4 separate regions of the Homo sapiens genome follow, and regions 2, 3 and 4 are each linked to region 1. A link is a contact called in ENCODE Hi-C or POLR2A ChIA-PET data. All regions are on one chromosome and are shown on one strand. Each heading gives the region's core, a stretch centred on a gene start or an enhancer-like site at or near the end of the contact. The rest is flanking DNA. Distances are from core to core; before and after follow the strand shown.

Region 1 (2,700 bases), core at 81-2,580:
AGTCCCAGCTACTCGGGAGGCTGAGGCAGGAGAATGGCGTGAACCCGGGAGGCGGAGGTTGCAGTGAGCCGAGATCGCGCTACTGCACTCCAGCCTGGGTGATAGAGCGAGACTCCGTCTCAAAAAAAAAAAAAAGAACATTATGAGATTTTTTTTTGCAATTTTTTTAAAGTTCATTAGCTGTCATCAGTTAGTTATTTAGTCGTCAGTTAGTGTATTTTATGTGTGGCCCAAGACAATTCTTCTTCCAATGTGGTCCAGGGAAGCCAAAAGATTGGATACCCCTGGTTTAAAGGGAGAAGATTCAATAACAACACCTGCAGAATGTAAAGAGGGTCATAAGCAATACAGTCAAAAGGGGCAGAGCACTCATGTCTTCTCTGGAGGACCTGAGAAAGGCTTTAACAACATCTTTCTTCCGCTTAACATCCCTCAGCTACCTCCACCCACTGCTCCTGGACAGTCTTCCTCTAAGTCGGCCTGGCTAACTCCGACGCATCCTTCTTGTCACCATTTGTAACACTTTCTGCAAGAAACCTCCCTTGACAGCCAGTCTGCGTTAGGTACCTTGTAAGTGTGCTCTCCAAATCCCTGACCTTGCTGTGTAGCCCAGGCGTTTTGTATTATTCGCCCGTTTTGTAATTGGCTGTTCAGTCGTCAAACTCTCTCAGTGGGCTGCGAGTTTTGTGAGCTAAGGGACCCATGTCAGTCAAATCCCCACTGCAGAATCAGCATTAGGCGGGGCACACAATAGGTATTGGATCAATATTTTTTGCCTGACTGTAGGGTGGAAAAGGCTGGTCCTGATGCCGGCTGGAGCGACATGATCAAACAGGGACTGAAGGTCAGGTGGCCCAGTTAGGCGAAAGATAAGGGCCAGGTTAGCAAGCTGCGGAGAGACCGCAGCACCCCACGGGCCCTCCAGTCACCTTGGCATGGGCGGGGCCTGACAGCTGCGGGCCCTGGGCGGGGCACGGGCGGGGGCGGGGCTGGGGGCCGGAGGCAACAAGTCGTCACCGGTGACTCTGGGCTCGCGGTCGGTCCCCAGCTTCCCTACCCCATCCGCAACCCTACTCAGGCTCAGCATCTTTTCACAGGCCTCTATCCATCACCTCAGACCCAGGATCTCAGCCCTTGTGCGTCTTCAGGATCCTCATCCCTGATCTCTCCCGAAGGCCGCCCTATCCCTCCTTCAGGCGGGGACCTAGTACCTTCCGTCCAGCGCTCCCCGCTGCCCAGAGTCGCCGCCATATCGGTTCCCAATCAGCAGGTCCGCCGAGCCTCCCCCGTGCCCGAGGCTGAAAGAGAAGGGGGCGCGGAGCGCGGGGCACGCTGGTCATTGTAGTCCAGTCCATATGAGCTCCCGGGGCACTGGACTACAACTCCCGGCAGGCTCTGCGCCAGAGGCCGTGGGAGACGCAGAGAAGTGCTCGACCTTCGTCAGGAGATCTGTGGAAGAGTGCTGCTGCCAGCTGCCAGCTGCCTGCAGCACGGCTCTTGGCTTTTCCTCATTTGTAGAGTTGGGATAGTGGCTTCGGCCCTGCCTAACCCTAGGGACATCCAAGGAGGGGCGACTGAAGTCCTGCCTGGAAAGGGCTTCGCAAACTATAGGCTAGAGGGTGACAGTATGACTATTATGCTCCTCAGGGATGTCTTTTTGAAGCATACGCTAATGCCTGTTCTGTGCAGTCAGTGGTAGGCCCTGGAGATTCAGAGATGGGTTTTGGGGATGCGGAACCCAGCCTTTGGAAGCTTGAGTCAGGAAAATAGAAAAGTGATGTAGATTTATGGGGTTGGAGGGCAATCTCAGTATGTCCCTACTGCCCCAGCTCCTCAGGCACTGGACATCAGAGGGTATCGGGGTGGAGAAAGAAGACATGGAAAGGTATTGGGGCCGGCATGAAGAGCCTCCATCTTTGCTGTTCCTGTCCTTCCTCCAACCCATCCTACTCCAACACCCCTCTGACACTTTTCTCCTCTCTTCCAGTCTAGTTATCTCTTTAGCCCATTCGTTTCTTTTCTGAAGGACCAGACATTGAGATTAGTAAAAAGGAAATGAGGAAATAAATATTCTTGCTGTTCCTCATCCAGGTATGGATGGAACCTAGCAAAGAATAAAAGCAACACTTTCTTCATAGGTGGATGGCTACAGTTCATCCCCAAACAAAAAATTACCCAGAATTAACTGAGGTCTTACCCAAGAAGACCAAATCAATCATGATATCAACTAGCACCTACTTAGGCAGTTGGGGAGAGATGTATATTCCTGGACATAAACTTGGAAGGGTAAAAGCACCAAAGGGCATGCAGTTCCAGCCCTTGCCTACAGTCATGGCCCTGGCATCACTGACATTATGCCCACTTAAGAACTCAGAGAACGGCCGGGCGCGGTGGCTTATGCCTGTAATCCCAACACTTTGGGAGGCCGCGGCAGGCGGATCGCGAGGTCAGGAGATCGAGACCATTCTGACCAACATGGTGAAACCCCGTCTCTACCAAAAATACAAAAATTAGCTGGGCATGGTGGCGTGTGCCTGTAGTCCCAGCTGCTCGGGAGGGAGGCTGAGGCAGGAGAATCGCTTGAACCCAGGGGGCGGAGGTTGTAGTGAGCCAAGATCGCGTCACTGCACTCCAGCCTGGGTGACAGAGTGAGACTCTGTCTCAGAAAAAAAACAAAAAACAAAACTCAGATAACAAGGC
Region 2 (2,700 bases), core at 180-2,679, 240 kb before region 1:
ACACACAACAAAATATCTTTCACAATGTCAAAAAAAAACCTGTTTATATGCCAGGCGAGGTGGCTCATGCCTGTAATCCCAGCACTTTGGGAGGCCGAGGTAGACAGATCACCTGAGGTCAGGAGTTCGAGACCAGCCTGATCAACATGGAGAAACCCTGTCTCTATTAAAAATAGAAAATTAGCCGGGCACGATGGCGCATGCCTGTAATCCCTGCTAATCGGGAAGGTGAGGCAGGAGAATCGCTTGAACCTGGGAGGCGGAGGTTGCTGTGAGTCGAGATGGCACCATTGCACTCCAGCCTGAGAAACAAGAGCGAAACTCCGCCTCAAAAAAAAAAAAAAAAAAAAAAAACTGTTTATAAACACATCACTTTCTTCTCTTAGCAAATATGTAAGTTTCATTCTCCTCCTGTCTACTTAGTTTGGGTTAACTTAACCCCCGCCCCATCTCTCAGATCATGTTTTTATTTAGGTTTATTGAGGTGGGAAAGCCAACTGAACTTTAAACGAAGCCAGGCATTTAAGAATATTAGAAAACTGATCTTACATATATAGGTAGTCAAATATTTTTAAAAGACATCAAATGGCATTCTAATTCCTCCGGTGCAAAGAAAGCCCCAGCCTCACACGTGTTAGCATTTCCTGATTCCTGGCTTTTCCCACTCAGAGCCCCATTCCAGGGGCTCATATGTCAAGTCATTCTCTCCTGACTTCTGAAGCAGGGATTTTCAAAGCCAGGATTCCGGGACCACCTGAATGAGAACCCCCTGGGGTACAGCTGCCCACGCACCATCTTATCGGAAATCCCAGGGAATGGAGCCCAAGGCTTATGCACAAAGCCCCTAGACGATCCGAGAGATAACACTAACCAGTCTGTAACCTCTAAAGGCAAATTTTCCAGGACAAAGAAAAACAAGCAATAAGAGAGTGACAATAATTCCACATGGGAAGAGACACACGGGTCTCGGAGATCAACACCAAACCACCCCTTCTTCGGACAGATACGGAAACTTAGGCTGGGAGAATGAAACAGGCAAGGGCACTAAAAACAGGTGCGGAGCCAAAGCCAATCTCAAATTTCCACGGCCCCATCTCCTGCCAATAAAGAGGTGAATGGAGACATTCTGAGTGGGAAAGATAAGAAAGGTAGGCCTTCGGCAGGGAGCCCCGGGCCCACTTGGACGTCCCGCTTTGGAGACACTAGTGAGGATGTGTGGGTCCCCAGAACACTGCTGGGAAGGCGCCGAGGCCGCCGGCAGGAGGAGGCCCAGGAAGCGCCCTGAGCCCCCCGCCCAGCTCCAGGGCCGGGCGGCCCTCACCGCCCCTACCTTCGGCCTCCGGCAGCCGAGTGGCAGACACAACTCCCACAATTCCAGGCGGCCGCGGCGGCGACCAGCTCCCCCTGCGCAAACGCGGCGGCGACCGTCTGAGCCGGTGAGCTGGCAGCTGTCACGCCGCTCGCGGCCTCGCCCAATCGCGGGCCGCCAGACCAGCGCGCGGCGCCCCCCGCCCCGCACCGAGGTGGGAGCCCCGCCCCTAGCCCCGCCCTCTGCAGACTCTTGCACGAGCTGCCCCCGTGCCCCTCCCCTTGGGGGGAGGGAGGGCTGAAGAGATAGCTTCACGCCTGCTTTTGCTTCCAGGCTGGAACTGCGAAGTTTCCTGTCTGATTTTCCAACAATGTAATTTCTTTCTAGCGGAAGGACCCTCAGAAAGCAATCAGAGGGGTGCGGAGTAAAAATAAATCAAGTTCTTGTGACTCAGTTTGGGACAGAAGCCGAGAGTCTCCAGCAATAAAATTTCTCGCAAATTCATGCAAAATAGGACACCTTTAAGCCACTCACTTTATATACTTGTGTAGATTTTTTACAAGGACCAGTTATTTTAAAAATAGCATCAGGTGGCCGGGCGCGGTGGCTCACACCTGTAATCCCAGCACTTTGGGAGGCCCAGGCAGGCAGATCACTTGAGGCCAGGAGTTCAAGACCAGCCTGACCAACATGGTGAAACCCCCGTCTCTACTAAATATACAAAAATTAGCCAGGCGTGGTGGCGAGCGCCTGTAATCCCAGCTACTTGGGAGGCTGAGGCAGGAGAATCGCTTGAACCCACCAGGCAGAGGTTGCAGTGAGCTAAAATCGTGCCACTACACTCCAGCCTGGGTGACAGAGTGAAACTCTGTCTCAAAATCTAATAAAATAAAATAAAGGTCACTTGCGATTCTGATTTTTTTTTAAGACAGAATCTGTGTCCCCCAGGCTGGAGTGCAGTGGCAGGATCTTGGCTTATCACAGCCTTGACCTCCCAGGCTCAAGGGATCCTCCCCCTCAGCCTCCATCCAGTAGCTGGGACCACAGGCGCGTGCCACCGTTGCCAGGCTAATTTTTTTTTTTTTTTTTTTTTTACAGACAGGGTCTCGCTATGTTGCCCAGGCTGGTGTCAACGCAGTTGTAATTCTGCTGTACCAGTGAATATCATGCTTTCTGTACCAGGTGCTGCATATATATTTTATTTACTTATAACGTCCTCTGAGCAGAATGGTCATCCCCTTTTTATAAATGGAGAAGCTGACGCTCAAAGAGGCTAAAGGAGTTATACAAAGTCATACAGTCAGGAAGTGGTAGAACTGGGAGTTAAAGCTAGATTTAAGTGTCTCCAATGTCCTGTTCTCTTTCCACTATTCCACTTTTAGACCTTCCCC
Region 3 (2,700 bases), core at 35-2,534, 210 kb after region 1:
CCTCGCGCCAGCCTCGGAGACAGCCAGGCTGCGCAGAGCAGAGGAGAGGAAGCAGCGAGGTGGGAGACAGTTTCGCTTCTCCCACCGAGGCCGCGCCTGTGGCTGCAGGCGCCCGGATCGCCACAGTTAACTCCCTGTTATCTGGGCCCCAATCGATCTCAGGCTGTAACGTTTAACCCTAGGCTGACTTCCCCAACCGCCCTCCCCCTCTCCCTCCCCTGCTTGGGTCTGGGGACTGCGTTTTCTTCGCCTCGCAGAGGAAGGTCGGCCTTGCACAAATCCGCCCCCACGAATCCCAAAGAATTGGAGAAAACTTCCACTTTGGGATTATATGCAGTTGGGATTATATGAGCCCGGGGCTTGCACCATGGGTACGTGAGGTGAAGACATCTGCAGCAGCAGGATTAATTAGCCTAAGATGGGCATATGGAGGCCACTGATGGAGTGAAAGCGGGATATGCGGGCCCAACTCTGTCCCCACTGGGCGCCTACTCTGGCAAGGCTGAGTTTTCCTTCTGTCTTTCAATCAGTACCTATTGAGCGCTGCTGTTCCAAGCATTGTTTCGGGTTTTGAGTGCGTAGGCCATGGTCTCAGGGCACCAAATGTACGTAGTCGTTTTAGCCCCGGGACTCAAGAGTTGAGGCTGATGCCTGCCTGAGAGATAAAATATCCTTTCTCGGATCAGTTTCCTCACCTGAGAAATGGGAACGGGAATCTCCGCCCCTTTTCTCCCGGGGCCCTAGTGCCCACTGAATCCATTAAGGAGCTCTTGGAAGGGTGGGGTCTTGGAACACGCGTCTACCTCCCAGGACCCTCGACTAGGAATCTCTGGCCCGCCGCGCACCTGAGCTGGGGGGCGCGGCCAAATTCTCCCTCCCGGTCCTCGAAGCTTCTGGCCCCGCTCTAGAGGGGGCAGAAAGATAGCAGATTTCCCCGGAGGTGCGTCTCTAAACCCAGACCGCCTCACCAAAGCGGGGAGGTCGTCCTTTTTTTTTTTTTTTTGTAAAGTTGCGGGAAATAGGCGAAGACGGGGCGCGCAAGGGAGCTGAGCCTGGGTGGACCGCGTCAGGGCGCGGGGAGCTCGAGGCGCAGCGGCTGCAGCTCCGGCCTCAGAGCCCGCGGCGTCCAAGTGGCCCGAGCTGCGCTGGGAGGGAGGCGGCGGGAGGAGGGAGGGGAGCCGAGGTGGAGGGGGTTGGGGGGAGGAGGGAGCGGCGAGTCCGGTCCGGGTTTTGCCGGCAGCCCCCGGGCAGCGTTCATAGCTCCTGCCCGGGCGGGCGCGCGGCGGCGGCGGCAGAGGCGGCTGAGCCTGAGCGGGGATGTAGAGGCGGCGGCAGCAGAGGCGGCACTGGCGGCAAGAGCAGACGCCCGAGCCGAGCGAGAAGAGCGGCAGAGCCTTATCCCCTGAAGCCGGGCCCCGCGTCCCAGCCCTGCCCAGCCCGCGCCCAGCCATGCGCGCCGCCTGCTGAGTCCGGGCGCCGCACGCTGAGCCCTCCGCCCGCGAGCCGCGCTCAGCTCGGGGGTGATTAGTTGCTTTTTGTTGTTTTTTAATTTGGGCCGCGGGGAGGGGGAGGAGGGGCAGGTGCTGCAGGCTCCCCCCCCTCCCCGCCTCGGGCCAGCCGCGGCGGCGCGACTCGGGCTCCGGACCCGGGCACTGCTGGCGGCTGGAGCGGAGCGCACCGCGGCGGTGGTGCCCAGAGCGGAGCGCAGCTCCCTGCCCCGCCCCTCCCCCTCGGCCTCGCGGCGACGGCGGCGGTGGCGGCTTGGACGACTCGGAGAGCCGGTAGGTGTCGGGCCACGGCCCTCCCTCGACCCCCCCCGGAGGCCGGCCCCCTCCCCTTCCCCGCCTACCTCCCTCTCCTCCCCCGGGGTTCGGTGCGCGGCCGGGGCCGGAGTTCGCTGCAAGTCGGCGGAAAGTTTGGCTGCGCGGGTTCCCCCGAAGTTCAGGTGCGGAGAGCCGGGGACGGGGAAGGAGGGGTCCGTATTTGGGAGGGGCGGGGGGCGCCCGCACCGTAAGCCGCGGAGCCCCGGAGCCTGGGAGACCTAGCGCCGGTGATCGCTTGGTGGCCGCTGCTATACCCAAGCCTCCCTAAGCCGCAGTATGCTCGGTCGCAGATCACTGAGTTCAGACAAAAAGAGGGGTTTTAGGGTCTGGGACGGCGGCTTGGGCGCCGTGGAGTGGGGCTGGGACGCTCCTTGCGGGGTGCCGCCCCCCTCCCCCCCACTACTCCAGTTCGCGGGCGCTGGGGCAGCGGGCGCCCGGGGTCCTCACCTCTTGGCGTTGGGCGGGCGCTCAGCCTGCGGGGGCGGCTGCTTGTAGATCTCTGGCGCGCACTCCCCCCATCAGACCCCGCTCGCAGCCCTGTGTTGAGGGGCGACGTTAACTGCTCTGGGCGCCCTCGACCACGCGTGGCTGAGCCTCCCCCACCACTTGGAAGAAGCGGCGGCTACTTCTGCATTTTTCCTCCGGCTCCTCGCCCCCGCTGCCCGCGGGGTGCCCGGCGGGCTGATGAAGTTTGACCTTTTTTTTCCATCAAAGTATCTCCCCCACCACCACGGTGCCCCGCGGCCCCTCCCTCCCTCCTTTCCCAGCCTTGGGGAGTCTTTTGAGCTGTCTCCCGAGCCCCGCGTGGGCCACGCAGCGTGCAGAGCCTGGGAGGGAGAATGGGGGTGTTCCTCTAGCTGCGGAACTGTGGGGGGCG
Region 4 (2,700 bases), core at 72-2,571, 220 kb after region 1:
AGGCTTCCTAATATCAGAGGGAGCAGAGAGAGCCGACTGTAGTTTCAAGGCTTTCTCTGTCTCCCACCCCCTATGCTCACACAGCAAGGCTATATGTTAGACTTGAGCAGGGACTTCCAGGTGGCAAATGGAGCCTTTGCAGGGTGGCGAGAGGCTTGGGATGTGCCTTTGTGGCAGGGCTGTCAGGGCTGTGGGAGATCTAAGAAGAGCCGACATGAGCTGGCAGGGCTGAGGGCGAGGGAGGTAGGAGGAAAGGCTGTCTAGAAGTGTAGGTAGGCCTTCTTCCTTTGGGCAGAAGAGGAGATGCAAGCCTGGCCAGTGGGGTGCTACCCTCGTTGTAACCTTCAGGCTTCTACCACATGTCCATCCCCCCATGGTCCTGCAGGCTAGACGGGGAATGCTTTGTATTTGGGGCTGGGGAAACTGAGGCATGAAGGATTGCCTCAGAGCTCAAAAGCAAATGGTGAGAGAACCAGGGCCATGACCTGGGTTACCCAACACGCCTGGCCTGACTTGTCCGTGACGTTCACACTTATGCTGGCAGATGTGGACAGTAAAAACAACAACATGGCTATCCTTAGTTGAGCACCTACTGCATGTGGACGCTACACTGACCCCTTCACATAGGTCCTCTCCAGGACCTGACGAGGTGGGGGCTGTCAGCGGCTGCATTTCACTGGCTAGGGGTTGGGCTCAGCGAGGGTCAGCAACCTGTCTGAGGTCACCTAGGCTGGAGGCTGCAGAGCTAGGAGAGGAATCCTGACTCCAAAGCCCCACTTGGACCCTGGCATGGCCTGAGCCTGTGTCTCTGAGATGAGGGGCTCCCCTCGCCCCATTACACACAAGATGTGTAGTGTTCCTAGTTGAGCCAGCCCCCTCCCCCATGCCCAGCTCCTTAACTCTCCTAGGTCCCTCTGCTATCTCAAGGCACTTTCCAGGTTTGAACCTAAGAGCATTGGAACTGCTAACCTAACCCCTTAACTCCAGGGAGGAGGGTGGATGGGTGGGTGGGGGATCCCCTGAGGAGCAGATGGATGCCCCTTGGGGTTTCTGGGTTCTTCCTGCAGACAGGTTCTGGGAAACTCCATGGTTAGGCCTGTGGAAGCTGCCTCGGGGCCTGGTCAGGGTTGCGCACCTCCTCCACCCCCTCCCCAGGGGCTCCATTTCCCTCTCCTGGGCACCCTGCAGGGAGGAGTTGAGCAAGTGCCCTTGAGCTGGCACTTCCTCTTTGGTATACAGGGACATAGCCACAATGACCCCCCATCCCGTGGTCCGTGTGTCACTTAGCACCAGGCGCTGCATGGCCCTGGGTCAGGGCTCACTAAAGGTCACTTCATCGGGTTGACTTTACTAGAGGCTAGTCCCAGCCTCAGATCATTTCCCCTTTCTGGTCTCAGTTTCTTCATCTGTGAAATGACTGTGCGAGTCTGCCCTGCGTGCTCTCTGAGGCAGGGGTAAGTTCATTCCCCGCAGACAGACACACTTAGGAGCTTTGTGACTGGTGTTCCAGTCCCCCAGGCCCAGAGCTCCTGTAGCCCTGACACCTGCACAGGGGTCCAGGGGAAGAAGTGTGGGCTCTAGAGTTGGGCCAGCCTTCTTTTCAGCCTCACCTCCACTGTCCACACTTGCTTGACCTTGACCCACACCAGTGCCCCACTCAGCTCTGAGCCTCAGTGTCCTCATCTGCAAAATGGGAGAATCATGATGCCTACCTCTGTGGGTTGCTGTGACCATCAAACAAGATGATGTGGACAGAGCACATGGCACAGAACTGATAGAGTGTGGTGACAGCGGAGCCCTTCCCCCCAGACTATCCTCCTGGTCACTGTACCCCAGCCTTGGTCTTGAGGATTCTGGGAAGGAGATGGTGCCAATCTGCTGGCTCAGCCAGCTTGGCCACTGACCTTCAGAGCACCCAGGCTGTCAAGGCCGCCAACTGCCTGCTGGGCGGGCAGGGGGGAGTGCCAGCCAGCTCCTCGCCTGACGCTGCCCGCTCCTGCTCCCACTCTCCTCTCCCTCTCTGCGCCTGTGTGTGAGCTAATTAATCTCAGCCCCTTTGGGAAATTAGAACGCCGCAGCCGCGGCCTCCTCAGCCTCGCGGTGCTTGTGCTGCTACTGGGCCATGCCAAGACCCGCTGTGGTTTAGGGGCACCGGGGTGGGGGATGGGGGCACCGGGATGAGCTGGGCCGGCCATGGGTCTCCCAGAGCCCCCACCTCCTTGCTGGAATGCTCTGGTCTCTCAGCCCCCTCCTTTCCCAGATAGCATCCATAAGGATGCCAGGCCAGTGCCCAACTGTGGTAAAACCTAACCCCCAGTGGCCTCTCTGACCTGGTCCCAGGGCTGTTATGGCCACCCCCTTACACCACATTCCATCTCATTGCAGGGTCCTCTTGCCTGCCCAGCTTGGGCTGATGGAGACAGATGTAATTATGGAATTTTGCTTGGGAAATTAATTTGAAAAAGTTAATTAATTGGTGGTTCCGGAGGTGGCGGGCTCCACGCCCGGCCAGTCTTGCTGACGTCAGTGCTGACCCACTGGAGACGTGCAGCTTCCGGGCAAGCTGGGCAGAGGGACCCCGGTGACCTGGCTGGGCAGCCCTGGAACAGGTAGATGGACAGCGAGGAGCAAAGGGCAGACCAGTGTCCTGGCCCAGAGTGGGCACCTGGGAAGGGTTTGTTGACCAGACCTGCTGAGGAT

Evidence for each region. Hi-C counts contacts between places; a loop is a spot of excess contacts on that map. ChIA-PET counts read pairs that join two places held with the same protein, here RNA polymerase II (POLR2A). Pooled maps may share reads with other maps.
Region 2: a map of naive thymus-derived CD4-positive, alpha-beta T cell shows a loop between it and region 1 (32-fold over the local background). The contact joins the promoter of SIL1 here to the promoter of DNAJC18 in region 1. A Hi-C loop is called at or near these places in 1 of 168 maps with a recorded cell type or tissue (naive thymus-derived CD4-positive, alpha-beta T cell) and 8 of 50 pooled maps. POLR2A ChIA-PET finds 5 or more read pairs at or near these places in 2 of 52 experiments (GM10248 and HEK293).
Region 3: a loop to region 1 is called in a pooled map, with 2.6 times the contacts of the local background. The contact joins the promoter of CXXC5 here to the promoter of DNAJC18 in region 1. A Hi-C loop is called at or near these places in 18 of 168 maps with a recorded cell type or tissue (A673, CD4-positive, alpha-beta memory T cell, GM12878 and 13 more), 23 of 37 single-sample maps with no recorded cell type and 31 of 50 pooled maps. POLR2A ChIA-PET finds 5 or more read pairs at or near these places in 9 of 52 experiments (B cell, PC-9, Panc1 and 5 more).
Region 4: a pooled map shows a loop between it and region 1 (2.4-fold over the local background). The contact joins the enhancer-like site here to the promoter of DNAJC18 in region 1. A Hi-C loop is called at or near these places in 2 of 37 single-sample maps with no recorded cell type and 7 of 50 pooled maps. POLR2A ChIA-PET finds 5 or more read pairs at or near these places in 6 of 52 experiments (Caco-2, GM10248, OCI-LY7 and 3 more).

What each region holds. Positions count from the first base shown.
Region 1 is chr5:139,438,195-139,440,894 of GRCh38, forward strand. DNAJC18 (DnaJ heat shock protein family (Hsp40) member C18) reads right to left here and starts at 1,331. Exons shown (of 8, transcript NM_152686.4): 1 at 1,212-1,331. The coding sequence starts at 1,251. RefSeq lists a silencer at 889-998 and an enhancer at 1,202-1,701.
Region 2 is chr5:139,196,939-139,199,638 of GRCh38, forward strand. SIL1 (SIL1 nucleotide exchange factor) reads right to left here and starts at 1,430. Exons shown (of 10, transcript NM_022464.5): 1 at 1,331-1,430. RefSeq lists a silencer at 1,106-1,635.
Region 3 is chr5:139,647,065-139,649,764 of GRCh38, forward strand. CXXC5 (CXXC finger protein 5) reads left to right here and starts at 1,285. Exons shown (of 3, transcript NM_016463.9): 1 at 1,285-1,781. CXXC5-AS1 (CXXC5 antisense RNA 1) reads right to left here and starts at 2,664. Exons shown (of 2, transcript NR_149086.1): 1 at 2,271-2,664; 2 at 1,935-2,117. RefSeq lists silencers at 1,213-2,342, 2,543-2,700.
Region 4 is chr5:139,663,195-139,665,894 of GRCh38, forward strand. The region is part of intron 1 of CXXC5 (CXXC finger protein 5); the gene reads left to right. Among named protein-coding and RNA genes, the nearest start is that of CXXC5-AS1, 15 kb to the left of the region's middle. Within about 2 kb of position 1,322, at least 19 of the 41 ENCODE cell types and tissues checked have a DNase peak (open chromatin) inside an H3K27ac peak, as active enhancers do; they include OCI-LY7, where a contact is called at or near this core.